Regions from separate parts of the Homo sapiens genome. Here regions 1, 2, 3, 4 and 5 are each linked to region 6. A link is a contact called in ENCODE Hi-C or POLR2A ChIA-PET data. All regions are on one chromosome and are shown on one strand. The core of a region is the stretch at or near the end of the contact, and the rest is flanking DNA. Distances in the headings are between cores, read along the strand shown.

Evidence for each region. A loop is a pair of places that touch in the nucleus more often than their neighbours do. ChIA-PET counts read pairs that join two places held with the same protein, here RNA polymerase II (POLR2A). Pooled maps may share reads with other maps.
Region 1: a pooled map shows a loop between it and region 6 (4-fold over the local background). The contact joins the enhancer-like site here to the promoter of WTAP in region 6. A Hi-C loop is called at or near these places in 2 of 50 pooled maps. POLR2A ChIA-PET finds 5 or more read pairs at or near these places in 2 of 52 experiments (BJ and WTC11).
Region 2: POLR2A ChIA-PET joins it to region 6 with 21 read pairs in OCI-LY7. The contact joins the enhancer-like site here to the promoter of WTAP in region 6. POLR2A ChIA-PET finds 5 or more read pairs at or near these places in 2 of 52 experiments (OCI-LY7 and WTC11).
Region 3: a loop to region 6 is called in a pooled map, with 3 times the contacts of the local background. The contact joins the enhancer-like site here to the promoter of WTAP in region 6. A Hi-C loop is called at or near these places in 1 of 37 single-sample maps with no recorded cell type and 6 of 50 pooled maps. POLR2A ChIA-PET finds 5 or more read pairs at or near these places in 1 of 52 experiments (T-cell).
Region 4: a pooled map shows a loop between it and region 6 (21-fold over the local background). The contact joins the promoter of LINC02901 here to the promoter of WTAP in region 6. A Hi-C loop is called at or near these places in 2 of 37 single-sample maps with no recorded cell type and 9 of 50 pooled maps. POLR2A ChIA-PET finds 5 or more read pairs at or near these places in 2 of 52 experiments (OCI-LY7 and Panc1).
Region 5: a map of naive thymus-derived CD4-positive, alpha-beta T cell shows a loop between it and region 6 (4-fold over the local background). The contact joins the promoter of EZR here to the promoter of WTAP in region 6. A Hi-C loop is called at or near these places in 2 of 168 maps with a recorded cell type or tissue (OCI-LY7 and naive thymus-derived CD4-positive, alpha-beta T cell), 12 of 37 single-sample maps with no recorded cell type and 14 of 50 pooled maps. POLR2A ChIA-PET finds 5 or more read pairs at or near these places in 2 of 52 experiments (HCT116 and activated naive CD4-positive, alpha-beta T cell).

What each region holds. Positions count from the first base shown.
Region 1 is chr6:158,908,998-158,913,583 of GRCh38, forward strand. It overlaps LINC02901 (long intergenic non-protein coding RNA 2901), which reads left to right. Exons shown (of 3, transcript NR_160980.1): 3 at 970-1,356. Among named protein-coding and RNA genes, the nearest start is that of LINC02901, 41 kb to the left of the region's middle. RefSeq lists enhancers at 1,012-1,805, 1,806-2,599. Within about 2 kb of position 1,779, at least 10 of the 41 ENCODE cell types and tissues checked have a DNase peak (open chromatin) inside an H3K27ac peak, as active enhancers do.
Region 2 is chr6:158,891,037-158,895,990 of GRCh38, forward strand. LINC02901 (long intergenic non-protein coding RNA 2901) reads left to right here. Exons shown (of 3, transcript NR_160980.1): 2 at 4,185-4,330. Among named protein-coding and RNA genes, the nearest start is that of LINC02901, 24 kb to the left of the region's middle. RefSeq lists an enhancer at 2,917-3,617. Within about 2 kb of position 3,360, at least 3 of the 41 ENCODE cell types and tissues checked have a DNase peak (open chromatin) inside an H3K27ac peak, as active enhancers do.
Region 3 is chr6:159,097,451-159,101,949 of GRCh38, forward strand. The region is part of intron 2 of LOC112267968; the gene reads right to left. Among named protein-coding and RNA genes, the nearest start is that of TAGAP, 55 kb to the left of the region's middle. Within about 2 kb of position 1,386, at least 7 of the 41 ENCODE cell types and tissues checked have a DNase peak (open chromatin) inside an H3K27ac peak, as active enhancers do.
Region 4 is chr6:158,867,468-158,872,642 of GRCh38, forward strand. It overlaps LINC02901 (long intergenic non-protein coding RNA 2901), which reads left to right and starts at 2,347. Exons shown (of 3, transcript NR_160980.1): 1 at 2,347-2,510. RefSeq lists enhancers at 1,321-1,993, 1,994-2,666, 2,567-2,736, 2,667-3,340 and a silencer at 2,167-2,486.
Region 5 is chr6:158,816,010-158,820,882 of GRCh38, forward strand. EZR (ezrin) reads right to left here and starts at 3,359. Exons shown (of 14, transcript NM_001111077.2): 1 at 3,308-3,359; 2 at 2,073-2,157. The coding sequence starts at 2,084. It overlaps EZR-AS1 (EZR antisense RNA 1), which reads left to right and starts at 1,970. Exons shown (of 3, transcript NR_102425.1): 1 at 1,970-2,096; 2 at 4,463-4,584. RefSeq lists silencers at 36-95, 2,203-2,402, 2,543-3,532, 3,593-3,642 and enhancers at 378-427, 1,291-1,460, 1,943-1,992.
Region 6 is chr6:159,724,951-159,729,685 of GRCh38, forward strand. It overlaps WTAP (WT1 associated protein), which reads left to right and starts at 2,556. Exons shown (of 8, transcript NM_001270531.2): 1 at 2,556-2,753. It also overlaps a transcript of SOD2 not described here. RefSeq lists enhancers at 1,767-2,364, 1,845-1,934, 2,285-2,414, 2,365-2,962 and a silencer at 2,425-2,974.

The sequences.
Region 1 (4,586 bases), core at 529-3,028, 820 kb before region 6:
TTAAAAATGTGCAGTATAGGCCAGGCATGGTGGCTCACACCTGTACTCCCAGCACTTTGGGAGGCCGAGGTGGGCAGATTGTGAGGTCAAGAGATCGAGACCAGGCCAGGTGTGGTGGCTCACCCCTGTAATCCCAGCCCTTTGGGAGGCCAAAACGGGCGGATCACAAGGTCAGGAGATCGAGACCATCCTGGCTAACACAGTGAAACCTGTCTCCACTAAAAAAATACAAAAATTAGCCAGGTGTGGTGGTGGGTGCCTGTAGTCCCAGCTACTCAGGAGGCTGAGGCAGGAGAAGGGCATGAACCCAGGAGGCGGAGCTTGCAGTGAGCCGAGATGGAGCCACTGTACTCCAGCCTGGGCAACAAAGCGAGACTCCATCTCAAAAAAAAAAAAAAAAAAAAAAAAAGTCCAGGCGCGGTGGCTCATGCCTGTAATCCCAGCACTTTGGGAGGCCGAGACAGGTGGATCACAAGGTCAGGAGTTCAAGACCAGCCTGGCTAAGATGGTGAAACCCCATCTCTACTAAAAATACAAAAATTAGCCAGGCATGGCGGCAGGCGCCTATAATCCAGCTACTCAGGAGGCAGAGACAGGAGAATTGCTTGAACCCGGGCAGCAGAGGTTTCAGTGAGCCGAGATTGCGCCACTGCACTCCAGCCTGGGTGACAGAGTGAGCCTCCCGAGTAGCTGGGACTACAGGCACCCGCCACCACACCGGGCTAATGTGTTTTTGTATTTTTAGTAGAGACGGGGTTTCACCGTGTTAGCCAGGATGGTCTCGATCTCCTGACCTCCTGATCCGCCCGCCTTGGCATCCCAAAGTGCTGGGATTCCAGGCGTGAGCCACCGCGCCCGGCCTATCATGTTTTATTTCTTAAGCTGGGTAGTGGGGGAGTAAAAGGTGCTGATTGTGTTATTTTTTATGCCTTTGTGTATTATTTGATTTTTTTTTCTTTTTTTTTTAAGAGGAAGAAGTGAAGATAAGAAACCACTCGAAGCCGGTGTCTGGTGCTGGGACCGTGGTGGCTGGGACGGCAGCAGTCGTGCTGTCCATCTGCTCTTCCGAGGGGTGGCACATCCTAGCCTCTATCTTTTCCCCAGAGAAGATCCCCCTCGTCTGCTCTTCCCCCGTCTCAGCCTTTTAGTGTGTGAACAGTTCTGGTGTTACTCAGCAACGCTTTTGTTAGCGCCTTTACCAGCAAGTACTTGTTAAACACTTAAATCTTACAAGTGGAAAGAAAATTCCGTGGTAAATTTAAGTACAAAAGTCAACCAAAATTCTGAGTCTCGGACAAGACTGGTTAAAAATCGTTCTACAATGAAACTAATAAATTAAATCATATAAAACTTTTATTGCTTTGCAAGGAAGCTTTAGTATTAAATGTAAGCATTTTCATCTGGTGATTCTTCCCAGTCTCCTGTGGTAATAATACCTGGACAGGGAAGAAATCTTTTGAGATAACTAAACTATACTGGGAAATGGGCCCCTTGCTAAGTTTCCTGTGGCAGTGACACCCCCTCTGTTGCAAATATTTTCTCCGATGCGTGGTTTCAGTTCCAAGCCAAACCCGTTCTACAGCGTGCTTTGTACCTTTCCAGAGACTGATCGGTATCAGCTTGCCAGGGCTTTAAACCCCATTCATTCTTTCATTACTTAAAAGCCTCTTTCTTTGGAAAACCTTTGAGTGAAGCATAAAATTAGCATCTAAAAAGACATAGCAGCAACTGAACCCAGGAACGTCAGGGAATATGTGACCACCAGCACCATTATTGACCTTCCTAAGTGCAGTTTGATGGGGGAAGGGGCTATGCAGGTGGAAAAAGGTGGCCGAGAGGTGGAGGTCCCCCGGCAGGGGCAGTCGCCTCTCTGGCCTGAGCCAGAAACTCCCAATTCTCATGGGTGGCTGATGAGAGAACCCCTCCCCTCCTTTGTATTTAATCCTTTCTCTAACTCACTTCTAAGCTGACATCAGAAAATCTTTGAAGAAAAGCACAGGGGAGGCCTATTTCAGTGACTTTCACTTCTCTAAATGTTTGTTCTTTTCAGTTAGTTGTAAAATATGTTTGAATAATATTTTCAATTCTCTTTCACCACTGTTCTACAAAATGTGAGCCTGTAGGCATTGTTTTTTTTAAATGAAAAAGAAAAGATTGATTTTAGGAATCACATTCAAAGTGTTTGATGAATCAGGGCTCAGCTTAGCATTCAAGAACATGGCTGGGAAGTTTCCACTTTGTTTTCGCCCTAGATTCGTCTTTAAATCTTTTGTCTCCTATATTTTTCCAGCTCTGTGGACTTCTTTGAAGAGAAGAGGGCTATGAGGATTGAAGAAAGAAAGGCTTTTATCCAGTAATTTGTAATGATCCCATTGGATGATTATGGAATATTTTTTGTATACGTAACCCCTCAGGGAAAATCTGAGCCTATCTCTACCCTTAAAAACTCTGGTAGCCTGATGGCGGGTGGCGGGGAGAGAAGAAATCCTGTTTCTCCTTTCCCTGATTTTGTCCCCAAACTACATCTTGCTTTGAAAGTAGAGGAGTTGGAAGGAGAGGAGTTAGTCTCTCATGGGGCCCCTGGAAGGCAGATAGCTGCCAATCTTTGTGTGCATTTTGTCAAGAATGGCTGCCTTCTAAAAACAAACCAACTCTCCTCGATGCCTCAGGTCAGGGATCTGGGAGAGACTGGATTGTATAAAAGATGTTTCCAAGGCAAAAAAGCATTGCTCTCTTGGGGCATTTACAGAGGATGTCATCAGTGGGCACTTGGAAGTTCTAGAAGTCATGTGGGGTGCTGGTGTCTGCAGTTCCTGGTGTGCTCAGGACATTCTGTGTCTGCATAGAGGGTTGCTGCCCTATGGCTGGCCAGCTCATACCTGCACAATTACTTCCAGCACCTTGGCAGGCAGGAAAGGGACTACAAATATACCAACAGGGTAGGCGTTTGCTCTGGGGAAGAGGCTGATTTGGGGTGAATAGTTCATACCACAGGAAGCCCGCTGTGTGTGGTGGGCAGGTGACATTTGGACTGGGCTCCTGGTGGCTTTTGGCTCTCTTCCAGTTTGGCCTAACAATGAAATTACACGTTGAAGGGGTTTGTTACTGTTGATCTTTATTCCACAGCCTGGCTTCTTGGTAAAGGCATCCATGTTGTCCGTGTCTACATTTCCTCATCTCCCATTAATTCCCCACCAGCCCACAGTTTGCTTTCAGCCTTCACAGCTCCTGGGAAATGTCTCCCCATCTGTTGCCATCCTGGGGCCCCTCCCGAGGCTTAGTCTCCTTCCTCTTCTGCCCAGAGCTCAGCCCCTTGGCTGCTTTGCCACCTCCCTCCTCTAAAGTCACCCACTTTGGGAGCTTCTCATTTTTCTGTCTCCTTTGCCCTTTCCTTATGTTTAGTTGTTCCCAGACTCCTGGGACTTAAGTTCAAACCCCAACTCTACCATTTATTACCACTGAGGCCTGGGCAGGTCATATAACTTGCTTCAACCTTAGATTCCTTCCCTGTGAAATGGGGATAATATAGTACATACCTCATGTGGGGGAAGATGCAAAGAGACAATACTTATAAAGTGATTTACATGGAGCTTCTTATGGGGAAAGTACTTACTAGATGCTAGTTAACATCACTGTTACTCCTTTCTCACTCTGCCCACTGTCCACCCACTACAGCCAGAGGCCTTAACAGCTTCCATTCTTTGAAAGGTTGCCCTCTAGCCTAGCCCTTCCTCCTCAGTCTACACCCCAGGATGCTGGGTATCTCCAGCACCATAAATATTGCAGAGCAGTGAGTAATACCTGTTGGGTTCACTGAACCCACTTCATAGGCCCCACTCCCTGTGCTCAGTGAGCAATAAGTCCTCTCGTAGATTCCACACTGTTAAATAGAAGAAATAATGCTGATCATGGCTGTGCACTTTGTTCACTATGCAAAGGTACTTGGGAGAGCACCGCTGGCTGGAGAGTATATGGTAGCTGGGGGACCCAGGAAGAAGGTCTTTCTCTATCTCAAGCCTTCTTTGAAATTCAGATATGTTGGAAGACTTCCTAGTGTCTTTCAGGGCTGCGAAGTTACCCAACAACCTTTAATTGTGTGCATTGCTTTTTTTTTTTTTTTTTTTTTTTTTGAGATGGAGTCTTGCTCTGTCATCCAGGCTGGAGTGCAGTGGCATGATTTTGGCTCACTGCCTCCGTCTCCTGGCTGGTCTCAAAATCCTGACCTCAGGTGGTCCACCTGCCTTGACCTCCCAAAGTGCTGGGATTACAGGTGTGGGCCACCACCCCCAGCCTGTGCATTGCTTTCTTTCTTTTTTTTTTTTTTTTTTTAAGACAAGGTCTTGCTCTGTCACCCAGGCTGGAGTACAATGGTGCAATCTTGGCTCACTGCAACCTCTGCCTCCCAGGCTCAAGCGATCCTCCTACCTCAGTCTCCCAAGTAGCTGGGACTACAGGCACACACCACCACCCCCAGCTAATTTTTGTATTTTTGTAGAGACAGAACTTCACCATGTTGCCCAGGCTGGTCTTGAACTCCTGAGTTCAAGCAATCTGCCTGCGTTGGCCTCCCAAAGTGTTGGGATTCC
Region 2 (4,954 bases), core at 2,110-4,609, 830 kb before region 6:
TTAGAAATGTGAGAACTTTTGGAGAATATCTTTCAACAATAACATCTCTCTTTATCACTGGTCATTTCTTTTGCTCTGAAGTCTCCTTTGTCTGATATTAACATAGCTACTCCACTTTCTCTTGGTTAGTGTTTGTATGACATGTCTGTTTCCATCCTATTTTATTTATTTATTTATTTATTTATTTATTTATTTATTTTGAGACGGAGTCTCGCTCTGTCGCCAAGGCTGGAGTGCAGTGGCGCGGTCTCAGCTCACTGCAACTTCCGCCTCCCAGGTTCATGCCATTCTCCTGCCTCAGCCTCCCGAGTAGCTGGGACTACAGGCGCCCGCCGCCACATCCGGCTAATTTTGTTTTTGTATTTTTAGTAGAGACGGGGTTTCACCGTGTTAGCCAGGATGGTCTGGATCTCCTGACCTCGTGATACGCCCGCCTCGGCCTTCCAAAGTGCTGGGATACCAGGCGTGAGCCACCGCGCCCAGCCTCCATCCTTTTATTTTTAAACTCCCTGTATAATTATATTTAAGGTGGATTGTGTGTGTATTGTTTGGTTTTGTAGACAGCATATAGTTCGGTACTTTTTTTTTTAATTCACTCTGAAAATCTCTTTCACTTGGTATGTTTAGATCAGGGTCAGCAAACTATGTGGGTCGAATCTGGCCAGCTGCCTGTCTTGTAAATAAAGTTTTATTAAAACATAGCCATGCTCATTTATCTATTTTCTTTTTTGAGACGGAGTCTCACTTTGTTGCCCAGGCTGGAGTGCAGTGGCTCGATCTCGGCTCACTACACCCTCCGCCTCCTGGATTCAGGTGATTCTCCTGCCTCAGCCTCCTAAGTAGCTGGAATTACAGGTGCCCACCACCATGCCTGGCTAATTTTTGTATTTTTAGTAGAGATAGGGTTTGACCATGTTGGCCAGGCTGGTCTTGGACTACTGACCTCAAGTGATCGGCCTGCCTCGGCCTCCCAAAGTGTTGGGATTACAGACACCATGCCCGGCTCATTTATGTATTTTCTGTGGCTACTTTTCTGCTCCAAAAGCAGAGTTGTGTGGTTGCAACAGAGACCATATGGCTGACAAGTTCAAAAATATTTACTACCTGGACTTTTACTGACCCCTGGTTTATATCATTTACGTTGAATGTAGTTATTGATAGGTTTGGATTCAGATTTTTATTTCCTTTTCAGATTTTTATTTTATTTCTTTTCGGTTTATTTCCTCTAGTCTTTATTTCTTTATTATCCCTTTCCTGCCGTGGTTTAGATTATTTGAACATTTTTAGTTTTCCATCTGAATTGAACTCTAGAGTTTTAGTTATGTATGTATGTTTTAGTGGTTGCTCTAGAGATTACAATGTACATACTTAACATTTCCCAGTCTAATTAGAATTAGTATTTTGTCATGTCAAGTGGAATGTAGAAACCTTATCACCACGTAGATCTTTTTATTCTTCCTCCTTTGTGTTTGAATATCTCTATTCATTTAGGGCTTTCATTTCTCTCAGAAATGTTTTGCAATGTTTAGCATAGGGATTGGGCACATTTTTTTCTTAGGTTTTTTTTTTTTAAGGTATTATAATTTGTTCCTAGATATTTATATGTTTGATATTATACGTGGTATTAAAATTTTTTTCATTTAAAAAATTTTTTGAGGCCAGGCACTATGGATCATGCCTGTAATCCCGGTACTTTGGGAGGCCGAGGCAGGTGGATCATCTGAAGTCAGGAGTTCGAGACTAGCCTGGCCAACATGGTGAAACCCCTTCTCTACTGAAAATACAAAAATTAGCCGGGCGTGGTGGTGGGCACCTGTAATCCCAGCTACTTGGGAGGCTGAGGCAGGAGAATCGCTTGAACTCGGGAGGCGGAGGTTGCAGTGAGCTAAGATCGTGCCATTGCACTCTAGCCTGGATGACAAGAGCAAAACTATGTCTCAAAAAAAATTTTTTTTGTTGATATATGGTAATATTATTGATGTTTGTGTACTGACCTTGTAGCCTATGACTTTGCTGAATATATTTATTAATTCTCATTGTGGTTTATTTTATATTTTCTAAGTTTGTAGTCACGTTATTTACAAATAAATATACTTCTTCCTGTCCAATCTTTAGACCTTTCTTTTGTACAGGAGGAAAAATTGCTTCCTTCTTCATTTCTAGGTTCTGTGGCTGGTCTAAGAATTAATTATTATTATTATTATTTTTTGAGATGGAGTCTCGCTCTGTCGCCCAGGCTGGAGTGCAGTGGCAGCAATCTCGGCTCACTGCAAGCTCCGCCTCCCAGGTTCACGCCATTCTCCTTCCTCAGCCTCCCGAATAGCTGGGACTACAGGCGCCTGCCACCATGCCCGGCTAATTTTTTTTTTTGTATTTTTAGTAGAGACAGGGTTTCACCATGTTGGCCAGGATGGTCTCGATCTCCTGACCTCGTGATCTGCCTGCCTCGGCCTCCCAAAGTGCTGGGATTACAGGTGTGAGCCACCGTGCCTGGCCTCCTGTTTTTTTGTTTGTTTGTTTGTTTGTTTTTGAGACAGAGTTTCACTCTCGTTGCCCAGGCTGGAGTGCAATGGCGCTATCCCAGCTCACCGCAACCTCCACCTCCCGGGTTCAAGCAATTCTCCTGCCTCAGCCTCCCCACTAGCTGGGATTACAGGCATGTGCCACCATGCCCGGCTAATTTTGTATTTTTAGTAGAGACGAGGTTTCTCCATGTTGGTCAGGCTGGCCTCAAACTCCCGACCTCAGGTGATCCGCCTGCCTCGGCCTCCCAAAGTGCTGGGATTACAGGTATGAGCCACTGTGCCCCGCAATTTTTTTTTTTTCTTAATGGATAAGAGGTTTTTTTTCCCCTATTAACATCAATGTAATTCCTGTGTGTGTGTGAGAGATCTCAGAAAGGGAGAGAGAGTGCCAAGGTCTTGCTCTGTCACCCAGGATGGAGTGCAGTGGCACGATCTCAGCTCACTGCAACCTCTGCCTCCTGGGCTCAAGTGATCCTCCCAACTCAGCCGCCTGTGTAGCTGGGACTACAGGCATATGCCTAATTAATTTTTATATTTTTAGTAGAGACAAGGTTTTGCCATATTGTCCAGGCTGGTCTCGAACTCCTAGACTCAAGTAATCTGCCCACCTCGGCCTCCCAAGGTGCTGGGATTACAGGCATGAGCCACCACACCCAGCCTGGTTCCTCCCCTTTTAAACCATATAAAGTAACTTCTGGGTTTGCCATGGCATTTGTAAACTGTCATGGTGCCAGTGAGAGTGTCTTTTAGCATGCTAGTGCATTATAATTAATGTATAACAAGCACTGAGAGCAACTAGAGGTTTTGCAGTTTCTTTACGGCATCCTCAGAAAACAAGTCCTGCTGACCTCATACCTTAGGAATGCCATCTCTGCATTTCCAAAGGCGTCAGTGTAGTCTTTTGTAGGCTGCAGTCTTTTGTAGGCAAGGGATAGGCAGATGCTCCTAAACTATAAATGCCTGTGCGCGTATTAAAAACAGATACTTCTTTGGTGAGACTACTGAAAAAACAGTGCTCTTTGATCTGGACTATTGTAGACCTTCTCTTACCTAATACACTCCACCTGGGGAGATACATTCCTTCATCTGTTTTTTGTTAAAGGCTTTTAATAACTTTTAGTAAAACTACCCAATATATGCATGGAAGAAACCTGCAATTTCACCCCTAAATACATAAAAATAAATTTTTTAAAAAAGTTATTGAGGCCAGGTGTGGTAGCTCATGCCTGTAATTGTAGCACTTTGGGAGGCCAAGACAGGAGAATTGCTTGAGCCCAGGAGCTTGAGAGCAGCTTGGGCAACATGATGAGACCCCCGTCTCTACAAAAAAAAAAAAAAAAAAAAAATTAGCCAGGCATGGTGGCACGTGTCTGTGGTCCTAGCTACTCAGGAGGCTAAGGTGGGAGGATCACTTGAGCCCAGGAGGTCAAGGCTGCAGTGAGCTGTGATCATGTCACTGCATTCCAGCTTGAGTGAAAGAGCAAGACCCCCATCTCAAAAACAAAACAAAAAACTTTTGGTAATGAACTATAAACGACCCTAATAGGAAAAACACATTAAGTCATTACCAGCTTGTAACACCATTCTGTGACTTCATTGACACGTTATTATGTATTTGTCACTTAGCTTTCTAATGACCCTGCACAATTTTGTTGGCAGAACAGGTGGAGAGGTATGAAGAACGAGGAACACTGCCCGGGGAGTTTCTTCCTCTGCAAAATAAGGGAGTGTGTACTGAATTACCGTTTCCAGCTCCAACATCCAGGATTTCAGCACTACCTGCAGAGTAGTGGGAGGAGAGATAGGTAAGAAGTTAAAAAGAGACCTGATGGAATACGTGGCATCCTGGTACTGCTGGGGTCCATCCCCACACCTCATGCTCATGAGAGGGAGACAAGCTTCTTGGAGCTCCTCCTCATCTACAGGGCTCTCCTCACAGGGCCTGGAAGTTCTGCCCCAGCCCTGTGGGGATTTTCTAGAGTCATTTGCCTCTCTTTAAAGCCTTGGCAGAGGGAGCCGGTGTGGGGAAGGGGTGGTAACGTAGATGGCAATGCTTGTCAGAACATATTAGAGCCCTCTTCCACGCTCTGCAGCCCCTGGGCCTAGGGCTAGCATTATTCTCCCCTTTTATAGCCATCTGTTGATTTCACCTTATCTCGCACTAAGCAATGGGCTTCTTGTGGGCAGGTGCTCTCTCTCACCCATCTTATTTCTCTCTGGCTCTTTCACGGGGCCTGCTGCATGGTAAGCGCTCAGTGTTCAGTGAGTGAATGGACAGGAAGGGGCAGGGAAGTGAATCAAATCTCCTCAGGTTGAGACATCAGCACCATCTGTGATCCTTTCCTCATTTGGACCTTCACATGCAATTAGGCTCTAAAATCCAGTGAGTTTTTTTTTTTTTCTTTTTGACGGAGTCTTGCTGTTGCCCA
Region 3 (4,499 bases), core at 136-2,635, 630 kb before region 6:
CTTTCTCTCCATCAAGCGGGGGTGGGCGTCTATAAATGATACAGCCCAAAGGAAAGCCTGGGCGGCTCTGAAGTGGTGGTGTTTCAAGTCTTGCTGGTGGTTAGTTTGCTATTTAGGGAGAGAATACAATAGAGAAATTGGGTCTCAAACCGTAATGCATGGGAACTAGAACTCTCTGCTCTGTTTTTAAATGGCTTCTGCTTCTCTTTGAATTTATTTGGAAACATGTCTGGCTATTTCCATATATTTGAGGGATATATAACTCCCAGGTATGGAGCAAACGTTGTCTCTCCGGCTATACCCATCAGAGCCTGCTTCACTGCCTAGCCCAGAGACCACCCTCAAACGCCTGAGGGGAAAGTCAATGGTTGAAGTGAGTGCTTGGGAGTGGTGGGACCGTAGAAAATGGTAGAAGTTGTGCTGGGTCCAAAGGGACAGCCCATGAGGGCCACATAGGAATGCGGGCCCAGTGTTACTGCCAATGATTTAAAACGCCAGTAAGCCGACATTCTATTAAATGTCCATTCATTCTAAACATTTCTTTCTTTTTTTTTTTTTGAGATGGAGTCTCGCTCTCTCACCCAGGCTGGAGTGCAGTGGCACAATCTTGGCTTACGGCAACCTCCGCCTCCCGGGTTCAGGCAATTCTCCTGCCTCAGCCTCATGAGTAGCTGGGACTACAGGCATGTGCCACCACTCCCGGCTAACTTTTTGTATTTTTTTTTTTAGTAGAGACGGGTTTCACCGTGTTAGCCAGGATGGTCTCGATCTCCTGATCTCGTGATCTGCCCACCTCAGCCTCCCAAAGTGCTGGGATTACAGGCGTGAGCCACTGCCCCCGGCCCTAAACATTTCTTTAAACACAATGTGGGTCAAAGCTCAGACCTTTCGCCCCAGCCATCCCAACCATCTGCAGATTTAGAGCACATGAAAACATGCGGCCTATACAGAGGCTCTGGCGATGTGGGTGAAATATTTGAATATTTAAAATAAGATGTTATGAACCAAATTGAGAGGAACAGATCTGTATTTGTCAGATAATTATTCATTTGAGCTTGAAAAAGCATGCACGTGTAGATAATCCACATCCAGTCAAGTGAAGTAGGTCAAGTTTCTTTCCTGAGTATTCTGCTTGCCAGGCACCTGTCCGCATGTCAGTCTTGGTCTGCCCACGATTTTTGTTTTCTTTCCCCTCTCCTTTGATCGCTGTTCCTCCTCATGCTCCCTGGCCAGTCCCCCGCCCTCCAGCCCTATTTTGCACTTCCTTGTGATCCCAGGAGAACTGTACACTTGCCGGGGTTAATTTTTCTGACACACACAGAGACCTAATTTGGTGATGTCATTAAAAAAAAGCACTCGTGTTAACCATATTTCACAACAAAGGCGCCTCAGCACTCTCACCGGAGGGGAAATTTTTTTAATGCACTGAAATAGGAAACAAGTGACGTGGCGAATACCTGGTGAACGGAAACAACTGTGCCCTTTGCCTTTCCATGCACTGATGAATTTCCAGCGGAGTGGGGCCTGCTGGTGGCTTCGCACAGCGAAAGTGCCGCCGGGCCCTGCTCCATGGAGACCTGATCTTCTCTCCCCAGAACTTCACATGGGAAATGATCTAGTCAACTGGGGCCCTGCTGAGTTCAGCATCAGCTCCCAGCCTGAATAGACTTCAGGAGCCTGCTGGAAGTGGGAGAAGGAAGGGTGGTCACAGGTGCACCCTGGGAGTGGGTGGCGAGGCCTCTTAGGTCAGTTTGCCCAAGTGTGTGCTCCTCCGATCTGAACTCCCAGTATTTGACTGTGGATTTGGCATAAAGGTATGGAGAGTGGCTCAGTATTTGGGGGCTCTTTGAATTACTGGTGACTTTGCAAAAGAAAAAAGTGCAGTTAAAGGGATTTCAGCCATAAGAAGCCTGACCTGGAAACCATCATTTCCTGGCATCTGGGGTTTCGAGGCAACACAGCTGTGGGTCCACCATTCCACACAGCCTGGATTAACCTGCATTGGAGGCCCCCTGCATAAAGTCATGGCGCATACAGCTCTCCAAAGTCACGTTGTGTGGATGCAGTTGCCCTGAGGTATAGGTACAAGCCTGTCATCCATTGCTAAGCACCCACAGCATCTCATCTCATTTCTGGCAAGATAATCAGGTTTTGATTGGCAAGATAATCAGGTTTCATTTTCAAGCCAGGTGTGGTGGCTTACACCTGTAATCCCAGCACTTTGGGAGGCCGAAGTGGGAGGATCACCTGAGGCCAGGAGTTTGAGACCAGCCTGGGCAACAAAGTAAGACCCTGTCTCAAAAAAAAAAAAAAAGTTTAAATTAGCTGGGCCTTTAGTCCTAACTGCTTGGCAGACTGAGGAGAGAGGACTTCCCTCAGGAGTTTGAGGCTTCAATGAGCTATGATAGCACCACTGCACTCCAGCCTGGGTGACAGAGTAAGACTCTGTCTAAAAAAAAAAAAAAAAAAAAAAAAAAAATCAAACTTGGTCCTCAACCTATGGCATGAATTACCATTTTCTTCAACAGGGCTAACACTGACTGCCTGCCATGTGCCAGGCTAATCTCTTTACCCTCATTCTTTCTCAATCCTTACAACACTCCTATACAATTAGGGCCATTTTATAGATGAAGTAACTGAGGCTCCGTGATGTTAAGCAATCTGCAGACCTCTCAGCTGGCAAGTGGCAGGGCTGCGAGCTGGAGTCAGGCCTGTCTGGCTCCAGGGACTTTCCCTTCTCCACATGATCAAATGTTGCCTTCTGGATATTTTTCATTTACTTCTTTTTTCTCATCCACTGACGTTCCACACTCCTGTGGCATGTTGCCTGCATTACTTCAATAGTTTCTGCTATTTTCCTTGCATCAGACCTTAATTCCCTCAACTCTCTGTCCCCCTCCATCCTCCCTGTCACTGCCCGAGGAATTCTCTCAAATATGTATGCCTCAATCACTCCCAGGCATCAGAGCCCACAGGACTCCTCAGTCCCTTTGATCGATCTCGCCAGGCTCTGTGTGCTAACCCTGGCCCCTCTCTGCTGCTTGCCAAGAGGCCCTCTCCGCATTTCAACCCAGGGACCACTTGCAGCCTAGAGTGGGTGTCTCCCTGCAAACCTGTGTCACCTACTTGTCTGGCTCATCTGCCTGTCTCGTCTGTTGTAACGCACGTGGTCTCTTTCATTTCCACAGCCCCAGCATAGTGCCTGGAAGTGGGACGTGCAGGCACTATGGAAAAAGGACTTGGGTGGTTCCGAAGGGAAACCAGGCAGTGGAGGCAGAGGCAGGGAAATAGAACCACAGTGAATGGATGAAACCTTCACAGATCTGTTGAACGACCTTTGATCTTTTATGTGCCTTGCTTGATTTGCTTTCCACTGAGGTCACCTGCATTTCTCTCAACCTATCCTAGCCCTCACCACAGCCAGTCTGAAGTCAGATGGCAAAGTTGTGGAGTGTTAGAAAAAGCAGTGGCTGGTGGAGCAAATGGGGGTTGGGGGAGTGGTGGGGACATGACTCCCCCTTGAGGGCCCTGCCCAGCTGTTCCACAGCAGCCTGGCTGGCCCCTTCCTAGGCAGCCTCTTTGTCTTAGCAGCGTCTTTCCAAGGTCAGCAGGCTCTTTCGCGATAAGAGCGGACATTGCTGAGCCCTGACTCTGTACCCGCCGGTGTTCTAGAAGAACCTGCACTTGATCCAACAAAGCAGAGAGTTCTTGGGTCCTTTTCTTTCCTTTTCCTTTCTGAAACTGTATAATAAACACATAAAAGTAAAAAATATTTACAATACCTTATAACAAATGCCAGATGCTATGTATTCCCTGTCTACTGGCTGGCTGTTTTGGTTTTTCTATTGAGATTTTGCTCTTGAGTGGTAGTAAAATGCCATTTTCCCTCTGTGATTCTATCATTAGTTTCCCAATAATTTCTTTAATAATAATAATATTTGGTATTTTAGAAGGTTTAGAGTTCAGAGCACTTTCCCCCTCATCATCTCACTTGATTTTAATTCTCGTCTACCTCATGAATAGGGCAGGAATCCTCACCCCCTGCGTACAGAAGGGGGACCAGAAGCTCAGAGAAAGAAGGGGCAAACTGAAGGAATCACTGGCAGCAGAAGGACATAAATCAGGCCCCAGATTCTCAGTTTGCCCTGTTGTGCACATCAACAATTCTTATCTTTTCATTACATTTGTTGATTTGGTTGATCTCATCAGAGACCGTCATCTAAAGAGTCAGTTGTATTCAGGCCATGCCAGAATGTTCTGTTTGTGGACACAGTGAGCTAAGGCGGTGCCTCTGGGCTCAAGAGAAACGCCGCAGCAGGGCAGGAGGCAGGACCATGCTGCCCATGTGTTAGCTCGTCTGCAGGGCCAGGCGTGTGGCGGGTTCCAGTCTCCGAGTGTGGTGGTAGGCTCAGCGCTGGGAAATTTCACGTCTCAACACATCTCTTGGGAAAAAGGACTTGGGTGGTTCTGAAGGGAAACCAGGCAGTGGAGGCAGAGGC
Region 4 (5,175 bases), core at 1,097-3,596, 860 kb before region 6:
TTGATGAACACAGCAGAATCTGAGACATTTTCAGAAACTTTGTACTGCAGATTTAATATGGTCTGTTGCTCAGGGGAAGCGGAGATTGTTGAGACTGTAGGCACCCTTATTTTCCCTCTCACATAGCAATCTTTTTTTTTTTCTTAAGACAAGGTCTCGCTCTGTCACCCAGGATGGAGTGCTGCGGTGTGATCACAGCTCACTGCAGCCTGAACCTCCTGGGCTAAAGTGATCTTTCCACCTCAGCCTCCCAAATAGTGGGGATTACAGGTGTGAGCAACCACGCCCCACAGTAGCAATCCTTTTCTTAAACCAGCAGCAGGACAAATGTCTTCCTGAAGATTTGTAACACCTGGTAGTGATCCCAACTCCTTCTGGGCCCGCTTAAGACTAAGTTTCTGGTTAGGAAAGAAGAAACTGCAGAGCTTAGTAGTTAAGGGCACACAGGAGTCAGACAACCTTGGGTGTGAATCCCGGCACTGCCATGGTACTAATGTGTTGCATGAGTCATGTTGAGAGGTGAGGCCAGCTGGACTTCCTGGGTCCAGTGGGGACTTGGGGAACTTTCCTGTCTTACAAGAGGATTGTAAAACGCACCAATCAGCAGGATTCTAAAAGTAGCCAGTCACGGGAAGGATTGAAAAAGAGGGCACTCTGATAGGATAGAAATGGAACATGGGTGGGGACAATAAGGGAATAAAAGCTGGCCACCCCAGCCAGCAGCGGCATCCCACTTGGGTCCTCCTCCATGCTGTGGAAGCTTTTTCGCTCTTCACAATAAACCTTGCTACTGCTCACTCTTTGGGTCCCGGCCATCTTTAAGAGCTGTAACACTCACCGCGAAGGTCTGTGGCTTCATTCTTGAAGTCACTGAGACCACGAACCCACTGGCAGGAACCAAGTCCAGACACAATGTTATGCAAGCTTTCTAGACCCTTTCTGTAAAATGGGTATAATAATAGTATCTAAGTCATGGGGATTTTGTGAGGATTAAATGAAATGCCTGTTAAGCATTTAAAATGCCTGGCACATTGAAAGTTCTTTTTGGAGACAAGTCTTGCTCTGCCGCCCAGGCTGGAGTGCAGTGACATGATCTCTGCTCACTGCAGCCTCTGCCTCCTGGGTTCAAGCAATTCGGTGCCTCAGCCCTGAGTAGCTGGGATTACAGGCATGCGCCAACACGCCCACCCAATTTTTGTATTTTTAGTAGAGATGGGGTTTCACCATGTTGGCCAGGGTGGTCTGGAACTCCTGACCTCAGGTTATCCTCCTGCCTCGACCTCCCAAAGTGCTAGGATTACAGGTGTGAACCACTGCCTTTGGGCCAAAAGTACTTAATTCTTATTGATGTCCACATTCAACAATTACTAGGTTTGTTTTTTCTGCATCCAGCTGCAAATGATCTTCAAAGTTGTGAACTCAGGAAATCTCAGAGGCGTTTATAGGCTTTCCAACCAGAGATGATATTTGTAATTCAAAGAAGTAAATAGAAATCCTTAAGAGAACCCCTTTCAAGCTAAGTTCCCATCTAATATGGAGTGGTGGCTTCGAATGATCCTTTTGGCTTATCTTTTTAAGTGTAAGAATTTTTGATGAATCACACTTCGTACCTATTTGGTCACTTTCACCAAAGTACAAAACCAGTCTGCCACCAGAAGAAATTTAATAACCTTGAGACTCAGAGAAGCAATGCTGCCTGATTGGTGGACAGCCAGACCAGTGAGGGTCAGACGTGGCTCTTCGGCTCCGGACACGGGAATGTGGTGGAAATGAGATCCTCCAGCGATTCTAAGGAGTGTTTTGTTCTTCTGGCTTAAGAGAAGGGCAGAGGACAGAACCAAGGGGAAAGAGAGACAGGCCCAGCCATTGTCTGACGTGAGGCACGATAACACATTAGAGGGCTGGTTTAGCAAAGGGCAAGGTAGAGTTGGCATTAGACGCGCTTGCAAAGGGAGGCGGGCAAGAGCTTCAAGACGCGAATGACACTTGAGCAGCCTGGGCTCACGTCTGGTAAGGTTTACGCCGCCTGTTCCCGCCATCTGGCAACTCCCTCCCAGAAGGGTGAGTTTGGTTCTTGGCAAATCCCCTTCGGACACACAAGCTCTTTTATTAAAATATAACCCCACTAACAGATTGCAGACTAGGCACAGAAGCCCCAAAGCACCCCCAGAGACCGCAGCAGTCCCGCCCCGCCGCCCCCGGATCCGCGCGGCTGCCAGAAGCTCCCCTCCCCCAGATCTTGGCCCCTCCCTGAGGCGCGCGAGCGTGTCGTCGCCCGCTCCCGGCCAATCAGGGCGCGCGACCAAAATAGCGCCATATAAAAGCTGGATGGCGGGCGCGGCCGGTGCAGAGCCTCGCGCTGGGGTGGGGTTGCGCGCGCAGGTGAGGGGGGCGGGGCCGGCGCGACCGGCGGGGCGGGGCGGACACTCCCACCGCGCACCTGCTTCTGCCTGACGTGTACCCGGAAGGTCGTCAGCTCAGGCTCCAAATATGTAACAGTGAGTTTCTAAGTGAGTCACACGGACGCGGTTGGTTTCCAGTGAGGCATAACTCATCGCTTCACTCTTCTCAACGGTTCCCTCTTCGGAAGGAAGCGCAGTCCGCAGCGTCGTCCGAGGGCGTGATCGCCTGCGTCGCACCCGCGTCTCCAGTGGCCACCCCTTGTCCTACAGGAACGCGCATCTGCTTAGCAGGCGCTGAGCCCTTGAGGAGGCCTAAAATGAATGAACGCGGCTGTGCCTCCTGAGCAGGCTCACAGTTGTGGGTGGGGGACAGAAGGGTGTCCATGCCTAAGGTCGACGGCGATAAGACAGACGTTCTTCCCAGGAGGAGATCAGTTCCAGGTGGGAGGCATTTCTAGGAGTCACCTTTCTCCGAGGAAGTGACCTGAGCTGTAGGAGGTGGAATCACAAAGGCTTTGGTGCCCTACACACCTGGGTTTTAGCCTCAGCTTGAGTCACTCACCCAGTCTGTGACGCTGAACACATCAGGAAACCTCAAACTTTCCCCATCTTTAAGATGCAGATAATAGCCGGTCACCATGGCGTGTGCTTGTAATGGCAGCTACTCGGGAGGCTGAGGCAGGAGGATCTCTTGAACCTGGGAGGTGGAGGTTGCAGTAAGCCGAGATCGTGCCACTCACTCCAGCCTGGGCAACAGAGCGAGACTCCATCTCAATAAATAAATAAATAACACTACATGACTGATAGCATATTTTTGAGGAGCATCTCTCCCCCTCCGTGCTTGGGTTTAATCCCCCCTTCCTCTCTCCCTCCCTCCCTTCCTCCCTTCTTTCTTCCTTCGTTACGTTTCTCTTCATTTCTTTTTTTCTCCATCATTCCTTCATTTTTCTTATTTTTTCCTAACTGATATAATTTACACACAATAAATCGCACAGAAATTAAGAGGACAGCTGGGTGAAGTTTTACATATGTATACACATGTCATTAGCCCCTAGGTCAAGATCTAGAACATTTCCATCACCCCAGGTTTCCAACTGCTCCTTCCGGTCAGTAGTACTTCCCCAGAGGTAACCACTATTCATTTGGACTTAAATTACCAAGTATGAGTTGTGTCTACTCTTAAACTTCATGTAATTGCAATCAAGCATTATGCTTTATTCCAAACTTGTCCAACCCGCACAGGCCACGGTTTTGAATGTGGCCCAACACAAATTTGTAAACTTTCTTAAAACATTGCGAGATTTTTTGTGACTTTATTTATTTATTTATTTTTTTGAGACAGAGTCTCTGTTGCCCAGGCTGGAGTGCAGTGGTGTGATCTCGGCTTACTGTAACCACCGCTTCCCAGGTTCAAGCGATTCTCATGCCTCAACCTCCCGAGTAGCTGAGATTACAGGCTGGTGCCACCACACCTGGCTAATTTTTGTATTTTTAGTAGAGATGGGGTTTCACCATATTGGGCAGGCCGGTCTCAAACTCCCGACCTCAGGTGATCTGACCACCTCGGCCTCCCAAAGTGCTGGGATTACAGGCATCAGCCACCGCGCCCCGCCATGTGATTTTTTTTTTTTTTTTTTAGCCCATCAGCTATTGTTAATTTTAGTGTATTTTATGTGTGGCCCAAGGCAATTCTTCCAGTGTGGCCCAGGGAAGCCAAAAGATTGGACACCTTTGCATTTCTGTTTTTTTTCACCCACCGTAGTGTCTGTAAGATTCCTCCATGTTATCACACGTATCAGTAGTTTGAAGTTTGTTTATTACTGAATAGTATTCTATTGCATGAATATACTTAAGTTAACTTATCCTTTTTACCATTGATGTGTATGTGGGTTGTTTTCAGTTTTTGGCTATTATGCATAAAGCTGCTCTGAACATTCATGTAGTATGATGAATAATTGATTTTAGTAGGATATATACCTATAAAAGGAATTTTTGTGTCATAGGATGATAGGTGTATATTTAGTTTTAGTAGACACTGCTGGCAGTTTCCCAAAAGGATTGAATCAATTTTTGAAAATTGGCTGGCCGCAGCAGCTCACGCCTGTAATCCCAGCACTTTGGGAGGCCGAGGCAGGTGGATCACGAGGTCAGGAGTTCGAGACCAGCCTGGCCAATATGGTGATTCTCCATCTCTACTAAAAAAAAAAAAAAAAAAAAAAAATTAGCTGGGCATGGTGGCGTACGCCTGTAGTCCCAGCTACTTGGGAGGCGTAGGCAGAAGACTCTCCTGAGCTCAGGAGGCAGAGGTTGCAGTGAGCTGGGATCATGCCAATGCACTCCAGCCTGGGTGACAGAGCGAGACTACATCTCAAAAAAAAAAAAAAAAAAAAAAAAAAGGACTGGTCGAGGTGGCTCACGCCTGTGATCCCAGCACTTTGGGAGTCCAAGGCAGACAGATCACCTGAGGTTGGAAGTTCGAGACCAGTCTGACCAACATGGAGAAACCGCGTCTCTACTAAAAATACAAAATTAGCTGGCCATGGTGGCGCATGCCTGTAATCCCAGCTAGCTACTCGGGAGGCTGGGGCAGGAGAATCGCTTGAACCTGGGAAGTGGAGGTTGCGGTAAGCCGAGATCATGCCATTGCACTCCATCCAGCCTGGGCAACAAGAGTGAAACTCCATCTCAAAAAAAAAAAAAAAGAAAAGAAGAAAAGAAAATTATAGTTACTTCACATCCTTGCCAACAATTGGTGTTAACAGTCTTAAATTTT
Region 5 (4,873 bases), core at 2,109-4,608, 910 kb before region 6:
GTTCTGACATTGCAACATGGATGAACCTTGAAGACATTATGCTACAGGAAATGAGACTGTCACAAAAGGACAAATGCTATCACGATTCCACCTGCATGAGGTATCTAAAGTTGTCGAATTCATAGAGACAGAAAGTAGAATGGTGGTTGCCAAGGGCTGGTGGTGGGGATGGGGAGGGAGAGTTTAATAGGTACAGAGTTTCAATCTGGGAAGATAAAGTTCTGGAGATGGACCTTGGTGATGGCTATGTAACAATGTAAATGTACTTAATACCTTGAAATGTAAACCTAAAAGTAAGAGGATAAACTGTATATTTTACCAAAATACAAAAAAGAAACCATAAAAATAAATTACCATTCATTATGAGAAATGAGAAAGAAAAGTAGTGACGGAGAACAGGTTAACTTTTTCCTGAGTGCTATCTTAGCTGAGCTCTGCACCTCTTCTTTTAGTGAAATAAAGAAAACCACACCCAGAAGGGTAATCTTCTTGACCACTCCTCCGCATACCGTTGCACTCAGCTCTGCCTGAGTAAGGGGTTGTACTTAGGTCAGTTTCATACCACATGCACTGTCAAGCCTCGATGTCACGTGTCACTTTTAAGTTTGAATTAAAAAGAAAAATTTTGTATAGAAAATACTCTGCATCACAAATGAATCATCTTGATGTAACTTAGGCAAAAATTATATTGGCTTCTGAATCTACTGGCATATTAATTCTTTATCCTAACAGCAAAATTAATACCTCTAACAAAGATCTTAGAGAACATAAAATGTAACAGAAGAAGCACACAAGGCCGGGTGTGGTGGCTCACGCCTGTAATCCTAGCATTTTGGGAGGTCGAGGTAGGCAGATCACCTGAGGTCAGGAGTTTTAGACCAGCCTGGCCAACATGGTGAAACCCCCTCTCTATAAAAATACAAAAACCAGCTGGGCATGGTGGCACATGCCTGTAATCCCAACTACTCGGGAGGCTGAGGCAGGAGATTCGCTTGAACCTGAGAGGCAGAGGTTGCAGTGAGCCGAGATCATGCCACTGCACTCCAGCCTGGGCCACAGAGAGAGACTCCGCTCCCCCATCCCCCACAAAAGGCACACAAGCATTGATTACAGAACCAACTTGTTTGAAAAACCAAAAAAAAATTCCAGATGTATCTGTAATCCCAATTTGTAATGAATCCTGATATTTTGTCCATTGTGATTCAAAACTCAAAAAATGTTAAACCTTCCCCCTAATGTCTAGTCACCAGTTCCCCAGTGTTAAAAGCAGGTAGAATACATACAACTTTCTAAGAAGCGTCAGTCCCAGAGAACCTGCCTTGTGCCTACAACCCCCAGGTCTCGCCAGCAATCTCAACACAATCAGATTCAAGGAGACAGAGGCGCAGGCACAGCCCTTTCATCAGCTGACCAGGAGTGCTCGGCCCGGCCTGCCAGGAACCTCTTATCAAACTCCACCGGCTGCCTGCATCTACAATTCAAGTCCATGGCTAACCTTCTGTTAGAGACAGAAATTCTGCTGCAGCCAGCAAGTTTGCTGGTGTACAGGGCACCGCTTCATGGGCCTAGTAGGAAGCGAAGCTGAAAGGCAACTTCCGAAAGCCAGTCTCCTCTCCCAAACGCCCTTTAATATCTCCCCAGTTGGATCTGGGGCGCCTGTGGTTTCGGACCCTTAGGAGCTCTGAGAACTGGTGTGTGTGGTCGGAAGCCATCTGAGTCTCCCTGTGATTTGGACTTTTTAAGAAACTTCTAAGTTGTATTACTATACCCTTTAAAAACAGACGGAAGCAGTGTAAAAAGGCCTCTAGTTTTTAGAAAAGACCGTAACTACTGGGGAGGGGGCTCACAAAGAAAAAGACTGCAGAGAAAAGCATCAAAATGGTGTTTTCCTAACGCTCCACAAAAGGGTCAACAAGTAACAAAGAGCGGCGAAAACCTCCTCCTATTCCTATCGTCTTCTGCGTGTGAGAAGAACCCTGTTCCCCAGGAACTGCCCCAACACCTCGAGCAGGTGCCTCCCCTCTCCAATGAAGCCTCTCCCGTCCGCCCGGCCCAGAAACTGGGCAACTTACTGGTTTCGGCATTTTCGGTTTCTGGTGAGTATCCTCGATCCCCGAAAACACGACTATCCAGCAGCAGCGAAGACGCTGTCCCAACCTGGAGTCAGAGCAGAACCCTTAGAGCGCCCGCCCGCCCTGCCTCGTCCTCCTGCCGCGCCCGACACTCGGCGCCCGCAGCGCGCTGCCGCTTAAGAACCGGCCAGCCCGGGCCCGGGTGAGTCAGCGCCCCGCCCAGCACTGCGGGCATGGGGAGGGGGCACGGGCGGGGCGGGGCCGGGCCGGGCCCCCGGCGAGGAGGCGCCCGAGAGCGGGGGCGCGCGCCCAAGGGGCAGCCGGCGGGCACTGGAGGTGCCCCCCAGTTGGGGGTGGGTCCGAGGAGAGGGGGTGCGCACCCAGGGGACCCCCAGCATGAAGGGGCTGGTGGGGGGCGCAGGCCCGGGAGAGAGAGGGCAGGGGGAACACTCAGTGGGGAGGATCGGGGGGAGGGGGCGCGGGCCCCGGGGAACACTCGGCCAGGAGGGTCAGGGGAGAGAGCGCCGGCCGGGCGGGGAGGGGTCTGGGGGACACTCGAGGTGCACCCAGCGGAGAGAGGCGGAGAAGAGGGGGCGCGGGCCCAGGGATACCCGGCGGGGAAAGGCCCGGGGAGAGGGAGCGCGCGCCTGGGAGAGAGAGGGCGAGGGGCAGGAGGAACACCTAGGAGGAAGGAGTCCCGGGACAGCCAGCGCGAGCCCGCGGGGCACCCGACAGGGAGGGGTCAGGGGAGAGGGGGCACAGGGCGGGCGGGGGGGCACTCGCTGGGGAGGGATCCGTGGAGAGGGGGCGCGGGCTCGGGGTCCGCCGAGGAACTTCCCGGGGCTGCCAGGAAGCCCGTGAGAAGCCGAGCACTCGGCAAGTTTCACTTTGTGTAGCAACCGTTGCCCCGCGGCTGCAGTCACAACCGTCAAGCCTTTGAGAAACTCTTTCAAAAACTGCAACCGCTCGGGAGCCGCCGAGGGACGGCGCCCAGGCACCCAGGCTCCGCGTTTCCTTCGGGAGAGACCTGAGGGGACCCGGCGCCGAGGGGAAGGTCGCGGGGCCGCGGGCCGGCTCAGCTCCACCTGCCCCGGGGGTGCCGGGCGAGAACCCCGCGCCGCGCCCCCTAGGCTGCCCGCCGCACCTGCCGCCGAACCCCGCCGCCCGCCCGGGCCCTCCACCAGGAACCCCCCGCCCAGAACCCCCGTCCCGACCCCGGCCGCCGCACGCCTCACCCGGCGCCTGCAGTGCTCCGTGTGCTCCCCGCCGCCCTTGCGTCCGCCGAGTGCGCTCGCTGCCCGCGCTCCCAAAAGCCCCGGCGGGGCGGGTCCCGGGACCACGCCCCTTCCCGCCCAGCTCCCGACCTGTGAGGTGCGCCCCCCGCAAGATGGCGGCAGCCGGGCCTCGGGCTGGGTGGGGGCGGAACTTGGCGGAAGTGCGCGCTACTCCCCTCGCAGATGCAAGTGGGGAGGCTGTTTGTCCCACAGCGGGCAGGGGGAAGTCAGGAAAACGTAAATAAATCTGGAGGGGCGGACGGCTTGGGGGAATCGCTGGACCGCTTGGGGCCGGGACCGGGGGCCAGTTCCGAGGCCTCGGCCCTGGGGCGGCTGCACCTGGCCCCGAGTCTCGGTGCACGTGGCCGGCCCAGCCGCCGCCTTTCCGAAGCTCTGGTTAAGTGGCACGTTTGTGGCCTCTTTTGACGTGACTGGCAAAAAGCTCCATGGGATTTCTCTGAAATTCTAGGAATTAAGTTTTTTTGTTTGTTTTTTTGCTAATGGTTCTCAACAAATTTTTAAGACACACAAAACACATACTTTGGGGGCCAGTAGAATTTGCTGCGGGAGAGCTCACTCTAGAAGGGGTTCTCAACGTCTGGCTTCCAGACGAGCAGCAACAGCATTCACTGGGAACTTGCATAAGTGGAAATTAGGTGTTGCTCAGCCTTAGGATTCAGAAACTCTAGGGCTGAGCCCAGCAATCAGTGTGTTACAAGCCCTTCGGGTGATTGTGATGTTGGCTAAAGGTTGAGACCAGAGCTTCTCCTGAATTCCTCTCCTGGGTTTACTCCTCCCTTTCTGCTTTTAGTTTTCTTGTTTGTAAAGCGGCATAATTATGGCACCTGTATCAGAGGGTTCTAATGAGGATAATGAGTTAGTACATGTACGATGCCTGGAACAGTACCTGACACTTAGTAAGCACTTAAATCTATCCTGGTAGAAAGAGAAACCAATGACTTTGGGCGAAGTTCCAAACTCTGTTTCCCAATTTGTTGAGTGAACATACTAGTAGCCCCACCTACATAGACTTGTAAGGATTAAATGAGATCGTGCATGTGGAATGCTTAACTCGTGCTAGCCTCATAGTAATTGATGCTTAACCTGTCTTCCTAGGGACACACTGCTGTTTGGGCAACCCTTTGTCAGGGCCTGTTATCTCCCACTTGCAGATCCAGGGCATTTCAGAGGTCAGAGAGAGGAGGGAGGCCTCTTCTGAGATTTTGACCTCTATTCAGGTAAGTGTATTCCCTCTGAAAGACTGAACTTTTCTTTCCCTTTTTTTTTTAGACGGAGTTTTGCTCTTCTTGCCCAGGCTGGAGTGCATTGGCGCAATCTCAGCTCATTGCAACCTCCATCTCCCAGGTTCAAGCAATTCTCCTGCCTCAGCCTCTTGAGTAGCTGGGATTACAGACACCCGCCACCAAGCCCAGCTAAATTTTTGTATTTTTAGTAGAGACGGGGTTTCACCATGTTGGCCAGGCTGGTTTTGAACTCCTGACCTCAGGTGATCTGCTCACCTCGGCC
Region 6 (4,735 bases), core at 1,306-3,805:
AGAAAAAAAGAAAAGAAAAAGAAAGGAAAGGGAAGGAAGGAAGAAAACAAAACAGAAGTACAGTGGGATGCAAAACACACCTACACAAAGAACCAACTTTCCCTATGCTCAGCTCCGGGACTTTAGTATGCAGATTTCTGTATATGCTCGCAGAAGGTCCTAAATCCAATCTCCTGCATATAAGGAAAGACTACACTATCACAACACAGATACACTACTAGAGTACTGTGTTCAAAAGCTCAGAGGGGCCAGTGGTGGTGGTTCATTCCTGTAATCCCAGCACTTTGGGAGGCCAACCTGCAGGCGGATCACCTGAGGTCAGGAGTTCCAGACCAGCCTGGCCAACATGGTGAAATCCCATCTCTATTAAAAATACAAAAATCAGCAGGGGATGGTGGCGCATGCCTGTAATCCCAGCTATTCAGGAGGCTGAGCTGAGAGAATCGCTTGAACCCAGGAGACAGAGGTTGCAGTGAGCTGAGATTGCACCACTGCACTCCAGCCTGGGCAACACAGTGAGACTGTCTCAAAAAAAAAAAAAAAAACCCAAAGAATAATTATTTTTTCTGTGTATCTTAGTTATATTAGTTAACAGTTAAGTTCATTTGTTTCAATTTGCTTTCAACCTTAGGATTTACTTTGTTTCCTTTTTTATTTACTTTTTTGGCTATGTAAAACTAAAAGTTCAAAGACAGAGAAATCTTGTCTCCACCCCCCACTCTTTATAGGCAACTAAAAATGTTAAGTTTCCAGGATATCCTTCCAATTCCTCCCCGAAAATAAGCATATACACATAAATATTCATATTAAATATAAATATATATTTTTATGTATTTAAGTAAATACATAAAAGCATATATGCTTATTTTTGCTTTTGAATACAGTGAATACTTACTACACTTAAATATTTAAGTGAATACTTAATACAACCTGAGACTCATTCCAAAGCAACACACGATTATTTCCTGAATCTTTTTAATGGTTGCATTGTGTTCTACTGTATGGATGCACCATTCCCAATCAGTTCCCTATTAACGGATATTTGGGTTATCCCTAACTTTTGCTATGACAAATAGCACTGCAATAACCTTGTATACCTATTGTTTCCATGTGTGGAGCTGCACCTTCAGAATAAGGTTAGGGTTAGAAGTATAACTGCAAGGTATAAGAATAAACACAAGTAATTTTGTACTCCGTGGAACTTGAACCATTTTTCCACTCCCACCAGGAAAGGTAATTTCAACGTGTATTTCCATTGTAAGTGAGGTGGAGCGACTTTCTATGTTTAAAGACCATTACGGTATTTTTTCTGAGAATCATCTGTTCATGTCCTTCCCCATTTTCTCCTTTGGCTTTTGCACTTTTTGTTTTCAATTTTTGAGAGCTCTTGTGATACGAGTTGCAAAGATTTTCTCCAGACCGATCTGATTCACTGGAAATATACTACGACCATCTGGAATGTACTTTAATCTTATCCTAATAAATCACCTTACTACAAGACACTCCTTTGGGGATGAACAGGTTTGATAAAGCCGGCTAAGGACAGACCAATCAAAAGAATTACGTGCTCTTCTAGTAAGTGTTTAGAGACTGTTTCACGTTCTCCAGGTAACACCGCCATTACTCGGCGGTCCAGATGGCAGTCTTACTTCAGGGAGTCTACTCCACTTGCAGGACCTCTTTGATTGAGTTCACTAAACCTCACAGGGCCGCCTTCCCCGTGTTCCAGTTAGCAAGGGGCCCTCAACGCCGCGGACACAGCGCAACCTCCGACGCCAGAGAACAATAGCTCCTCGATGCGTCTCCAGAGATGTCAAGGAGGAACGAACCCAGCGGCCAGGAGACTGCGCCTCACGACTGATGAGAGGGAAGGCATCGGTTTCTAAGTTCTCAAAACTTACAGGTGAGCTTCTGCTAAGAGTAAACGCCCGCGGCTCGCCGCCCACGGCCTCTCTCTTGAGGTGGCACCTGGTCCTCCGACACGCGGAAGCATCACGGATGAGCGTCACGAACACAGAGCGGCCAATCACGCGCCGCCTTCGCCCAGATCCCTCCGCACGAGGCAGCCCCGCAGCCGCAGGTGGCCCCGGCGAGTACTTCCACCTTCCCTTCCCGTGATGCCCTGGGGCTGACCTCCGACCTCGCTGGCCCGCCCCTCCCCTCGGCCGCTTCCCTTACTGAGCTTGCTGAGCTCCGGGGCCCGCGGAGCTCGCGCCAGGCTCCTGGGAAAGGACGGGGAGTGTTACCGGGGAGCAGCTGCTCCATTGTGCCTCGAGGCCCCGATCGGGCTAGGCCGACGGCCTCCCTCCCTTCACCTTTCCTCTCCTGGCGGGGTTCGGCGGCGGGCGAGTGACTGCGGCCACGCCTGAAAGGCGACTCTCCTGTGAGTGGGCCAGAAGGCGAACATGGCGGAGCGGGGAGGCTGGCGGGAGGCGGGAGGCGGGAGGCGGGAGGCAGTGGCGCTGGCCTGCGGCGCGTTCGGACCGGCTGTGGGGCGGGGCAGGGCGGAGCGGAGCCGTGCGGCGGGGCGGGGCCGGGCGGCGGGGCCTGGTTTCCTCCCTCAGCGCCATTTTGTGGCAGCGAGACCCACAAATAAAGGGGAGCGCAGGGGTTGCGGCGGGACTAGGAGCGCGGCGGGGCCGGCGGCAGAGCTGTCCGGCTGCGCGGTGGCCCGGGGGGCCCGGGCGGCAGGGCAAGCAGCGCGGCCTCGGCCTATGCGACCGGTGGCGCCGGCGCGGCTTCTGCCTGGAGAGGTAGGCGCGGGCCGGCTGGCGGGAGCGGACGCGGGGGACCTCCGGGGCCTGAGGGCTGATGCGCAGCCGCCCCCGGCGGGTAAGGGGCGGGCAGGGCCCGAAAGGCCACACGGGCCTGGTGCGGCACCGGTCTCTCGTGAGCCGCTCTACCTTCCCGCCTGCGGGGAACACTTCCGCCGCTTCGAGGCCATTTTATCTCTGTCCTCCGTCCCCAAGGCCCGGGTTGAGAGGGGTGCTCTGGCGGCCGGAGAGACCGGCCACTCACGGAGGCCGGAGGATGCCCTCCCCGGGCTGAGCGGCGGCGCTCGTTTTTTCCTCGCCTCGGGGTCGCCCCCTTCACCTCCCTTGGGCCTCTCCTGAGGACCTGGCGGCACTAACGAGTTCAGCAAGGAAAAAAAGAAACATTCGTTCCCTACATTTCATGTCACGCAGTAGGATGTTACTACGTTCTCTTGTAGACTTCCATTTTTAAATGAGTATAAGCATTCTGAGGAAAGAAACTGAATTATTGCAGATTTTTGTGAAATCCAAGTCTTACCTTGGATCCCTGTGAGACAGTTACTAGATTTTTTTTTCACCGTTTTTCATAAGTCTGTGTACACGTAATGGAAAAGCCCGAGTTCTTGTTTTGATAAGAAAGTCACTTGGTTGTTTGATCCCAAAGGATTAGCTTAACATTATCAAGGACTAGCATAACTGTGATTATGTAAAAAAAACAAAACAAAACAAAAAAACTATTATTTAGTCTGGTAGGGAAATACTTCTATGAGTATGTTACAATTGGAAGTTGTATTTGTGCCTATTTTATCTAGTTTTAGTTAATTCCATTGCTTCGGAAGATAAGTGGACGTCATAGATCCATCGCAAGTTCTCGTTTTTTGGATTTTAAAATTTTGACCATTAAGTTTTCTACGATAGATAAACATGTTGTGGACATTTAAAACCGTAATTTAAAACTATGAGCGAAAAATCTTTTCAAGATGGATACATTTTAATTCATTCAAGTAGCATCTGATTAGCCAAGTCGGGGAAAGATTGCAGTCCGCAAAGCTGGCTTGTGATAAGGTTGAGGTTACATTTTAAGGGTTTGGGTAGGTGTGTTTCTTACAGTGCTTTTATATGTTAAGGTATCTTAAGCAGACACATGGTTTAAAAGTTCAGTATTTTTAGTACTTTTTCATTGGCAGAATTTGGACAAGCTACCAGAATTGCTAACTCCTAAAGGATAAAAGTAATAATAATAGTGTGTCCCAGGCACTGCTTATTTTTACATGGCTCTTTTATGTCTAGCTTTTCCAATTCAACGTTGAGTCATGTTTGCTGAAAATATTTTTGTGTATTGTTTGTCAGAAATAAGCTGGTAGAGATGAAACACAATGTGTAAAAAGCCCTGTGATGTGGAGATGAGCATTGTCACAATTTGTACAGTACATTAAAGCGTTCAAGGTCTCTTATGGTCTTGTATGTAGTATTGAATCCCCTTGAATATATTGTTTAGCAGTTTTGATCATTATGTATTTGCTTCTTGCTCCTCAAAATTGTACGTTAGTTAGTAGGTCCTTCAGCAAAAGAAGACTGAAGATAGTATTTTGGTTTTATTCTTGTTTTTAATTTTTTTAGTTGTCTCCAACTTTTCTGCCTCTAAATATTTTGCTTCTTGTAGTTACTAAGCTTAACACAGAAAAACTTTTCAGTATCTCCACAATAGTAAACTTCATTGTGTATTGTGTATAACAAGATGTTCCATCTGACTAAAATATATTGCTGTAAATATTTTCTGCCTTTGAAGATGTAGTTAATAGAATTTAATCTTTTCTAAGTGCACATTGAAGTTGCCTTTTATGTTCATATTATGTTCATATTTTATTTGAAAAATCTATAGCATTTTTATTGTGCTGAAAGCATTAATATTTGCAGCACTTTGTGAGACAGGCAAAATTATCTTTTTGCTGACTTGGAAACTGCAAGAGTTAAAAGACTTG